Regions from separate parts of the Homo sapiens genome. Here region 2 is linked to region 1. Evidence: read pairs that join two places in POLR2A ChIA-PET (ENCODE). Cell type or tissue: Panc1. All regions are shown on one strand. Links, peaks and the distances in the headings refer to the core of each region. The heading gives the core; the rest is flanking DNA.

Region 1 (4,392 bases), core at 208-4,207:
TGTGCCGGTAATCCCAGCTACTCGGGAGACTGAGGCAGAAGAATCACTTGAACCCGGGAGGCGGAGACTGCAGTGAGCCAAGGTCGCGCCATTGCACTTCAGCCTGGGCGACAAGAGCAAAACTCCATCTCAAAAAAAAAAAAAAAAAAAAAAAAAAAAATTTAAAATACCCAGAAAATAAACCAAAAATGAAAATCAGCTATCTTATTAAATTCTAGCTAAAAAAATAACTGTCATTCTAGTTATAGATGTAGGTAGTGCCTGAAACACAGCACTGTGAGGATTAACTGAGATGACACAGGTTCGATGCCAATGCCAGGTGCACACGGCTCCCACACCATCAACAGGAAAGGAGTGAGGAAGAGCGGGAATGCTTCAGCATAAACACATGACTCATGTGGACTGAAGACTTACACCATTGTTCTATAGTTCTTAAAGCAAGCTTCCAGCTCACCAGAGCGAGTTAACGTGGGGAGGGTACCTACTCATTGATGGAATGGTAGAGCTTTGCTATACCCTGGTGGGTCCAGTCTTTGCCCAGCTGTGGGAGAATCTGTCCCAAAGCATCCGACCTAAGAAGACGGTAGAAACAGGAAAAGCTATCAGGAATCAAACACATACAGCGTTTTCCTATTTGGTTGACTATCAGCTGCCAATAACTAATTGGTGGCGGGACACTCTTGAAAGGGGATTTAATCACAGCTTCAAGCAACTGCAAGGCCATCCCATGCAAACGCACCCACTGAGGTGCTTCTGAAAGCGGAGTCTCACGAGCGCCAGATGTGTGTGTTCGGAGGTAACTGACTGCCACACTTTCTCTTTTCCTCCGCCCCAATGTCAAGGGGCTTGTTTTCATATCAGAATTGAAACCAAATAACTAATCTTTCCAAAAGTGATTTTTGACATTTGTTATGCACCCTCACCATCTCCTCCATGCAAAAAAATGACCCCATGTGGACTGTACTGGGGACGCCTCAGAGCATATGGCTTATAAAATGCCTTGGCTGAGGGCTTCGAGCCCCAGGTGAGGAACTCCCCACCACACACTGCCTGCCCCTCCCTGAGCACGGGGCTGTTCCTTGCCACCCACCTGAAGGATTGAGCTTACTTGGTTATTGTCCCATCAATATCAGAAATGATGATCTTGTCATTCCAGTTCCACAGGTAAATGGTCCCTGCACAGCGACAGGTGCCTTGATACTGGGTTGTAATACTAAACACAACATCATTTGGGCCATCGTGGAGCTTCAGTTTTGCCTTTTAAAAAAGCATAAGAATAAAGAAAATCAGCTGAAAACATAGTTTGAAACGATTTAAAAATTTACAGAACAACTGGTGTCTCGGAATCCCAACAAGAGGCAGGATGGTTTCCGGGGTCTTAGACACAGCCCACCCTGTGCCCAGCGCAGCTGACAATGCTGAGGGAGCCACTGCCTGAACAGTATTTTGGGGTTCCAGGGACTTCTCTGAACACCCACAAAGCAAAAGGTCTACTACTCTTACTCCACACCTGAGAATTACTGCTTTAGCCACAGCCTGCTCTGGTCCCAGCAAGACCTTTTCATACCGAAAATGGGTCAAAGGCAGGGTGTAAAATAAGAGGAGAAATTGTGTCTAAAATGTCATTTCTCTATTGCTGTGGCTCCTAAGAGACAGTACCTGGCTCAGCGCTGGGTTAGCTGTGTACGACTGACTCTCAAGAGATGGAGGAAGGAGGTCTGGGGTGGGTGGCAGGACCCAAGCCACAGGTTCCCCAGGTGGGCCTGATAGCTCTTGGGGGCGGCGGTCGTGGTTCCACTGTGGATAGGCATTGACACGACCATGCCGTGTGGCGTGTATGCAGCTGGGGACGTGTGGACAGAAGAGGATGTGCATCAAATTAAACCATTACTAAAATAAGTCCTACTGGACAACACAGATCATGCAAGACTCACGATCTGGTCTGAGGAGAGGCGGAGAGACTTCTTATATGAAGTTGTGCTGCCGTGGCTCAGGGGCTCTGTGGGGATGGGGTCCACTGTGATGGATTCTTCGAGCTCCTGTGATCCCTCGTCACTCGAGGAGTCATTCTCGGCCGGCCTGTTCAACATTAGCCCAGTTACGGAAGAGGCAGCAGGGCATTTTATTGATGAGAGCTTTTCATTTAGGATCAAGAAAATAAAGATATCCTAAATCTTTTCTAGGAATGGGTAGAGTTATCCCTTCTGCCATTCTCCCATATCCACAGCTCTGTACGCCTGAAATATTCATATTGTTAACTGATAAGGCCACTTTCATAACTGGCAAGCACTTACTTTCTGACTATGACCTGCTATTTTCTGCTATGCCCAGTGAATGCTAGAAGGTCTACTGACTCTTGTTGAAGAGGGTATGTATGTTTCACAAGGCACAAATCAAAGAAAACATAATCGCTTACAATGATTTAACAAACTCCGGCTGGGTGCGGTGCCTCACACCTGTAATCCCAACACTTTGGGAGGCCGAGTTAGGAGGACACCTTGAGCCCAGGAGTTTGAGACCAGCCTGGGCAACATAGGGAGACCCAGTTTCTACGGAACATTTAAAAATTAGCCAGGGGTAGTGACACTTGTCTGTGGTCCTAACTACTTGGGAGGCTGAGGCAGGAGGACTGCTTGAGCCCAGGAGTTTGAGACCAGCCTGGGCAACACAGCAAGACCCTGTCTCTACAAAATACAAATTTAAAAATTAGCCAGGCATGGTGTCCCACACCTGTAGTCCCAGCTACTTAGGAGGCCGAGGCAGGATTGTATGAGCCGAGGAGCTATGATTATGCCATTGCACCCCAGCCTGAGTGACACAGTGAGACTCTAGAAAAAAACAAAAACTAGTAAGAAAAATTTTAGACACCCCTTAAAAGATATAGGATGGGGGGCGGTAAGGGGCAAGAAAATAAACCCTCAGCCTTAGACACTAAATGAGACAGCCAAGGGCTGGGAGAAGCAAGCATGCACTGGCCGGGGGAGGTGGACAGGCAGAAGCAGGAACACGGCGTATCGCGAGCAACTCCTCTCAGGGCTGCTCACCCTAACTGTCCAAAGAATGCTGTTTCTTCCAGGAAAGGAAACCCACCCAAGCCAACCTGGAGATTATTTTGTATGTCTCCCTTTGGCTCCGGATGGGATGCAGGGGGAGCAGAGGCACCTGGGCCAACATGGCTGAAGCGTTCCTCACGGCCCCTTCCCATACGCTGGCGCCACGGCTCCACAAGGAGGCAGGGTATTTATTTTTCTAAGCTGGTGATGTTTTTTAGAAAAGCAGTTGTCATCTGCTGAGTGGCACAAATATATCACAGCATGTAGTATCTGCAGAAGATACTCCCAAGAACTAAACAAGCTGCCAAAATCAACTTAGAAGTAATGGCCCTGCTAGAGGGCCTGAGTGCTATGAGCCGGGCAGAGGACAGGGCACCCACCTGGCACCGGCCGGCTCCTTGGAGCTGGATGGCAGGTCACTGGCTGGCGGTGCCTCAGATTTTCCCTCCTTGGATTCTGGCAGCTGTAACAGCAAGATGATAATGGCAACATGCAATTTTTTCCCTACAGATAAGCCAAGTTCATCAGCAGCCCTCTCTAGGAAAGAACACAACTGCCTTCTGAACCCACAACTTAAAAATGCTCAAAAACCAGACTTTCTCTATTCTGAGCCAAAGAATTAGAAACCTAAGACAGAAGTCATGTGCTTCTATGCAAATCACTGTCCCTACAGACCCAGAAGGAAAACATTTTAAGAGCACCATTTCAAGTCACAAAACATAATACAAGCGACCCAAACTTGTTAGGTCCCCAGCTTCCTTCTCCTCCTGGGAGTAACTCACCACGTGCAGAAGGGACTGAAAGGCAGCCCCCTTGCTGACGTGGACATGAACTTGGTTCAGGCAAGACTTCCCTTCTGACATTTGAAAAACAGGTGAGAACTCCCTGAACCCTCTTTTTCAGAAGGTGTTGGGGAAAAAAAGACTTGCTCTGCTGCTTGTTTAGTATGGTTCTCTGGATGAATTTCTATGGAGACCTGGTGGAACAGATTCTGGTTATTTGCATCTGGAACTATGCAGGCAGACGATAACCTTCTGCTCCTATCTGATAGGTAATACAGTGAAGCAGAAAGAGCACAGGCTCTGGAGTCAGACTCAAGGTCTTGCCCCAGCTCCGTCTCTCACCAGTTATGTGACTTCGTGAAGCACCCAAGTTTCCTTACCTGTGAAATGGCAACTCGAACATCTCTAGTGCTGAGCTACAGTAAAGGACCACTTGGGACAACACCTGCACGTCCTAAGTGCTCAAAAATGGAAACTGCTATATGGTAAAATAGCCCTATACAGTCCAAATTCCTGTGCCTGACAAAAAGGTTTTTTGAATAAATGAAAGATTCATT
Region 2 (4,392 bases), core at 80-4,079, 78 kb after region 1:
TAAGCTCTCAAAGAATTTCCTCCCTGTAAACCCTTTCTCAAAAAGCTGCTAGAGGATGTGCTCCATCAAAATGAGGAGGCATGCCAAGAGAGAAGACAATGTGTAATCCAGGACTCAGAATCCAACACAGAAAATTACTGGGATTCAGGATGAGTGAGGTGTTGACTGCAGAGTTCTGTAGTCCTATCAGAAACTGGGGGCCTGAATTTGTGACTGGTACTAAGAAATGTAAACCAATAAAATAATTGTTGACTCCAGAGAAAAGAAAAATTTGAACTGGCAAAGAAATAAAAATCACTGCATATGCTCAGCTGTAAGCAATATTTAGCCATGAAAATATAAACAATGAATATTAAGAAAATTAGAAAATGGTATTGAGAGCTTAGTATAAAGAATTGTGCGTGTGAGAGGAGGGTTATATAAGAGATGAACCTTCATCTTGCAGCGTAGGAAATCAATAGAGAAGGTCTAAAATGAAAAAAACAAGCTACAGTAGTGTATGCATACAAGCATGGAATCAAATCCCACAAGCACAGAAAAGAAATGAAAGGGGCTTTTGCTAGGGAGCAGTAATCAGCTGTGAGAAAGAGAACTGGGGTTTTTCATAATAAACCTCACAGTACTATGTACTTAAATGTTTAAATTACATATAAAAATAAATACTTAAGATTTTAAAAGATAAATAGAACTATTATGTGATATAGCCTAATGAATAAGAATCACATTTACAGAAATGAAAACTACTTAAGGGAAGGAAAATAGGAACACCAAGCAAATATAAGCATTGTAAGGCTTTTTTTGTTTTGCTTTTAATTAGGAAAAGTTCCTTTCCAACTCTCAGGATCAGCACCTATGGTCCATCTGACCTGTAGGTATGTCTCATTAGTAAGACAAAACAAACAAACCAGGAAATTTAAATACAACAAAGTTATCTAGTTAATTCACTTGGGACAGGGAGATGTCCTAAAACAAAAGTCCTATTTCTTGACTGTCATGAAGATACCACACTTACAGGGGGAAGGTCCATTTCCATTTGATGACAAGGATAGCACTGAAAGATTCAGCCAGCATTTAAAAGGATGACCTTCAAAAGACCAAAAAAAAAAAAAAAAAAAAAACCCACCATAACAACATAGGTATACCAGTACCTACGTTTTTCAACTGGCAGAGAATAACATTTCATGTAGTTTTATAAGCTAAGAAAATTAGTGTCCATTCTAATGAAAATCAATTATTCAAGCTTATAGAAAAACATTAGAGGCCTTATGAACTAATCAGCAGATTTTTAAATTTTAGTCAAACGCTCACCTGCAATACACTAGGTATAGACAACTGTGCTTTCTAGACGTCCCATTCTAAACACAAAGATAAGGTCCCTCCTACAGGCCCACACATTAACAAAATTCATGCAGCCATAGATGAAATGATGGAAAAATCTTAAGGATTACATTTATAAACACATGTTGTGCATAACATTTGTATACAAGATTTCTAACTTTGGCACTATGAGAATAAAGAAATTTCTTTCTGGGTCAAGAAAGAAATTCTAAGCAAACACATTAAACAATGTTTTTCTTTGAGATAAAAACAAGCTTTTAACTAAACAGTAAATTCTCACATTAAAAATATAAGCCCAGAGCTAACTCCAAGACAGTTCCTCAGACTTTCCCACAATCGCTCAAGCAGTACTCCCTTCTAAGTCCCTCCCTGTCCCTGATTCATAAAACCCTGCTTTACGCAGAAGCAGACCTACTTGATTCCTCTATGACACTATCAGCTACTTCGGGACAAGAGGAATGTTCATTCATTCACCTTTCGCCCTTTGTCCTATGACTCTCTCAACACTGGCTTCTCTGGCCTAGTAAGACCTAGAGGTGGATGCGGGCTCCAGTTTAACATATGACCTCATTTAATCCTCAGAACCAGCCTGTCAAGTAGGTATTGTTATCTCCCTATTACAAAAGAGACAACTGAGTAAATGATACATCAAAAGTATATTCATGAATTTGGGAATTCCCAAAGGTCTATGAGTATATTTCTATTTAATGAAAGGTTCTTCATCAGAGCTGATGTATCATTCATTTATTCAATTACACTAAGTAAAGCACCACTAAAACTCCATTAGCGGGGAGCTCATCTGCAGATGTAGTTACCAAGTGAGTCAAATGATACAGTGAAGAAAGCACTAGTTCAAAAGACAGATCTGCTCAAAAAGAATTCAGATACTCACTTGTATTAGGGGTTTCCACTGGCTACCAACAATGTGATGGGACCTGGATTTCTGAACTGTTGCAGGAAGTCAGGGACCCTAAACAGAGGGACCAGCAGGAGCCGAGGCAGAAGAACATAAATTGTGAAGATTTCATGGACATTTATCAGTTCCCAAAATTAATACCTTTATAACTTCTTAAGCCTGTCTTTACTGCAGTCTCTGAACATAAATTGTGAAGATTTCATGGACTTTTGTCACTTCCCTAATAATCATCTTATAATTTCTTATGTCTGTTTTTACTTTAATCTCTTAATCACGTTATCTTCATAAGCTGAGAATGTACGTCACCTCAGGACCACTACTGTACAAACTGATTGTAAAACGTGTGTTTGAACAATATGAAATCACTGTACCCTGAAAAGAACAGAATAACAGCAATTTTCAGGGAACAATGGAAGATAACCATAAGGTCTGACTGCCTGCGGGGTCGGGCAGAATACAGCCATATTTTTCTTCTTGCAGAGAGCCTATAAATGAACGTGTAAGTAGGAGAGATATCGCTGAATTCTTTTCCCAGCAAGGAATATTAATAATTGATACCGTGTGGAAGGAATGCATTCCTGGGGGGAGGTCTATTAACGGCCGCTCTGGGATTGTCTTATGCAGTTGAGATAAGGACTGAAATACGCCCTGGTCTCCTACAGTACCCTCAGGCTTACTAGGATTGGGAAATTCCAGCCTGGTAAATTCTAGTCAGACTGGTTCTCTGCTCTTGAACCCTGTTTCCTGTTAAGATGTTTATCAAGACAATATGTGCACAGCAGGACATAGACCCTCATCAGTAATTCTAATTTTGCCTTTGCCTTGTGATCTTATTGCCCTTTGAAGCATGGGATCCTTGTGACCTACTCCCTGTTCATACACCCCCTCCCCTTTTAAAATCCCTAATAAAAACTTGCTGGTTTGGGGCTCGGGGTCATCATTACGGTCCTACCAATATGTGATGTCACCCCCAGAGGCCCAGCTGTGAAATTCCTCTCTTTGTACTCTGTCTATTTCTCAGACCGGCCAACACTTAGGGAAAACAGAAAGAACCTATATTAAAATATTGGGGGCTGGTTCCCCCGATACTGAACAGAATAAAAGACTGGAAGCTCTATTCAGCTCTGAAACTGTTTAACTTAAGGATCCTTCTACTCACAGTCCAGTGCCATGTAACCCAGGAGTCACAGTGTACACTTACTCAAATCAGGAACCGTCAAAATTACGAGGGAAAATCCTTGAAGAAGGCACCATGTTGGATACTGACATACCACGTCTCACATAGTCCCACTGAGCCCATTTCCTCCTCCCCAACACCTTTAGTCACCTTCCTATCAGGATGAGCCCGAGAGCAATATTTAGGTTGTTTTAGGGATCATGTTGTATGAGAAATACAGCTTAGACATTCCATCCAGTCTCAGCCCAGCGATATGCTCATGCTGTGAAACACAGGCCAAAGAACATCAGGTTTACCTTGTCCAACTCATTCCAAAGTGCACCAAGTAGGCATGGTAGGGCCACATCACCTCCCCATCTTCCCGGCTGGTATTTCTCTCCTTGACACAATTGCCTTTGAAAACATAAATAACCCAGAGAAACCCACACTCCTATAAAGTAGGTGCTATCTCTCTGTTACCAATTTATAGATGCTGACATCTATAAAGAAAAGCTTCAGCCAGGTGCGGTGGCTCATACTTGTAATCCCAGCACTTTGGGAGGCCAAGGTCGGTGGATCACTTGAGGTCAGGAGTTTGAGACCAGCCTGGCCAACATGGTGAAACCCTGTCTCTACTAAAAATACAAAAATTAGCAGCGTTTGGTGGCAGGTGCCTGTAATCCCAGCTACTAGGGAAGCCAAGGCAGGAGAATCGTTTAAACCCAGGAGGTAGAGGCTGCAGCGAGCCAAGATCGTGCATCACTGCACTCCTGCCTGGGTGACAGAGCAAGACTCCGTCTCAAAAAAAAAAAAGAAAAAGAAAAAGAAAAGAAAAGTGTCTCGGCAGGGCACAGTGGCTCATGCCTGTAACCCCCTCAGCACTTTGGGAGGCTGAGGTGGGAGGATCGCTTGAGCCCAGAAGTTTCAGATCTTCCTCAGCTGATATAGCAAGACCCTTATGTCTATTAAAACCAAAATTAAC

Evidence for each region. ChIA-PET counts read pairs that join two places held together with the same protein. Peaks named below come from ENCODE experiments on the same cell type or tissue, not always from the same donor. Only the 100,000 strongest peaks of a DNase experiment are listed, where the experiment ranks them.
Region 2: POLR2A ChIA-PET joins it to region 1 with 10 read pairs; 9 of 35 experiments call an interaction of 5 or more read pairs at or near these places.

The regions. Positions count from the first base shown.
Region 1 is chr18:2,923,290-2,927,681 of GRCh38, forward strand. LPIN2 (lipin 2) reads right to left here. Exons shown (of 20, transcript NM_001375808.2): 13 at 3,434-3,516; 14 at 1,935-2,079; 15 at 1,109-1,257; 16 at 486-572. Among named protein-coding and RNA genes, the nearest start is that of LPIN2-AS2, 42 kb to the right of the region's middle. In Panc1, for the core only: no CTCF peak of the experiment used is centred there; no DNase peak of the experiment used is centred there.
Region 2 is chr18:3,001,141-3,005,532 of GRCh38, forward strand. All of the region lies in intron 1 of LPIN2 (lipin 2), which reads right to left. Among named protein-coding and RNA genes, the nearest start is that of LPIN2, 9.8 kb to the right of the region's middle. RefSeq lists an enhancer at 2,740-3,257. In Panc1, for the core only: no CTCF peak of the experiment used is centred there; no DNase peak of the experiment used is centred there; H3K27ac peaks cover 315 bases.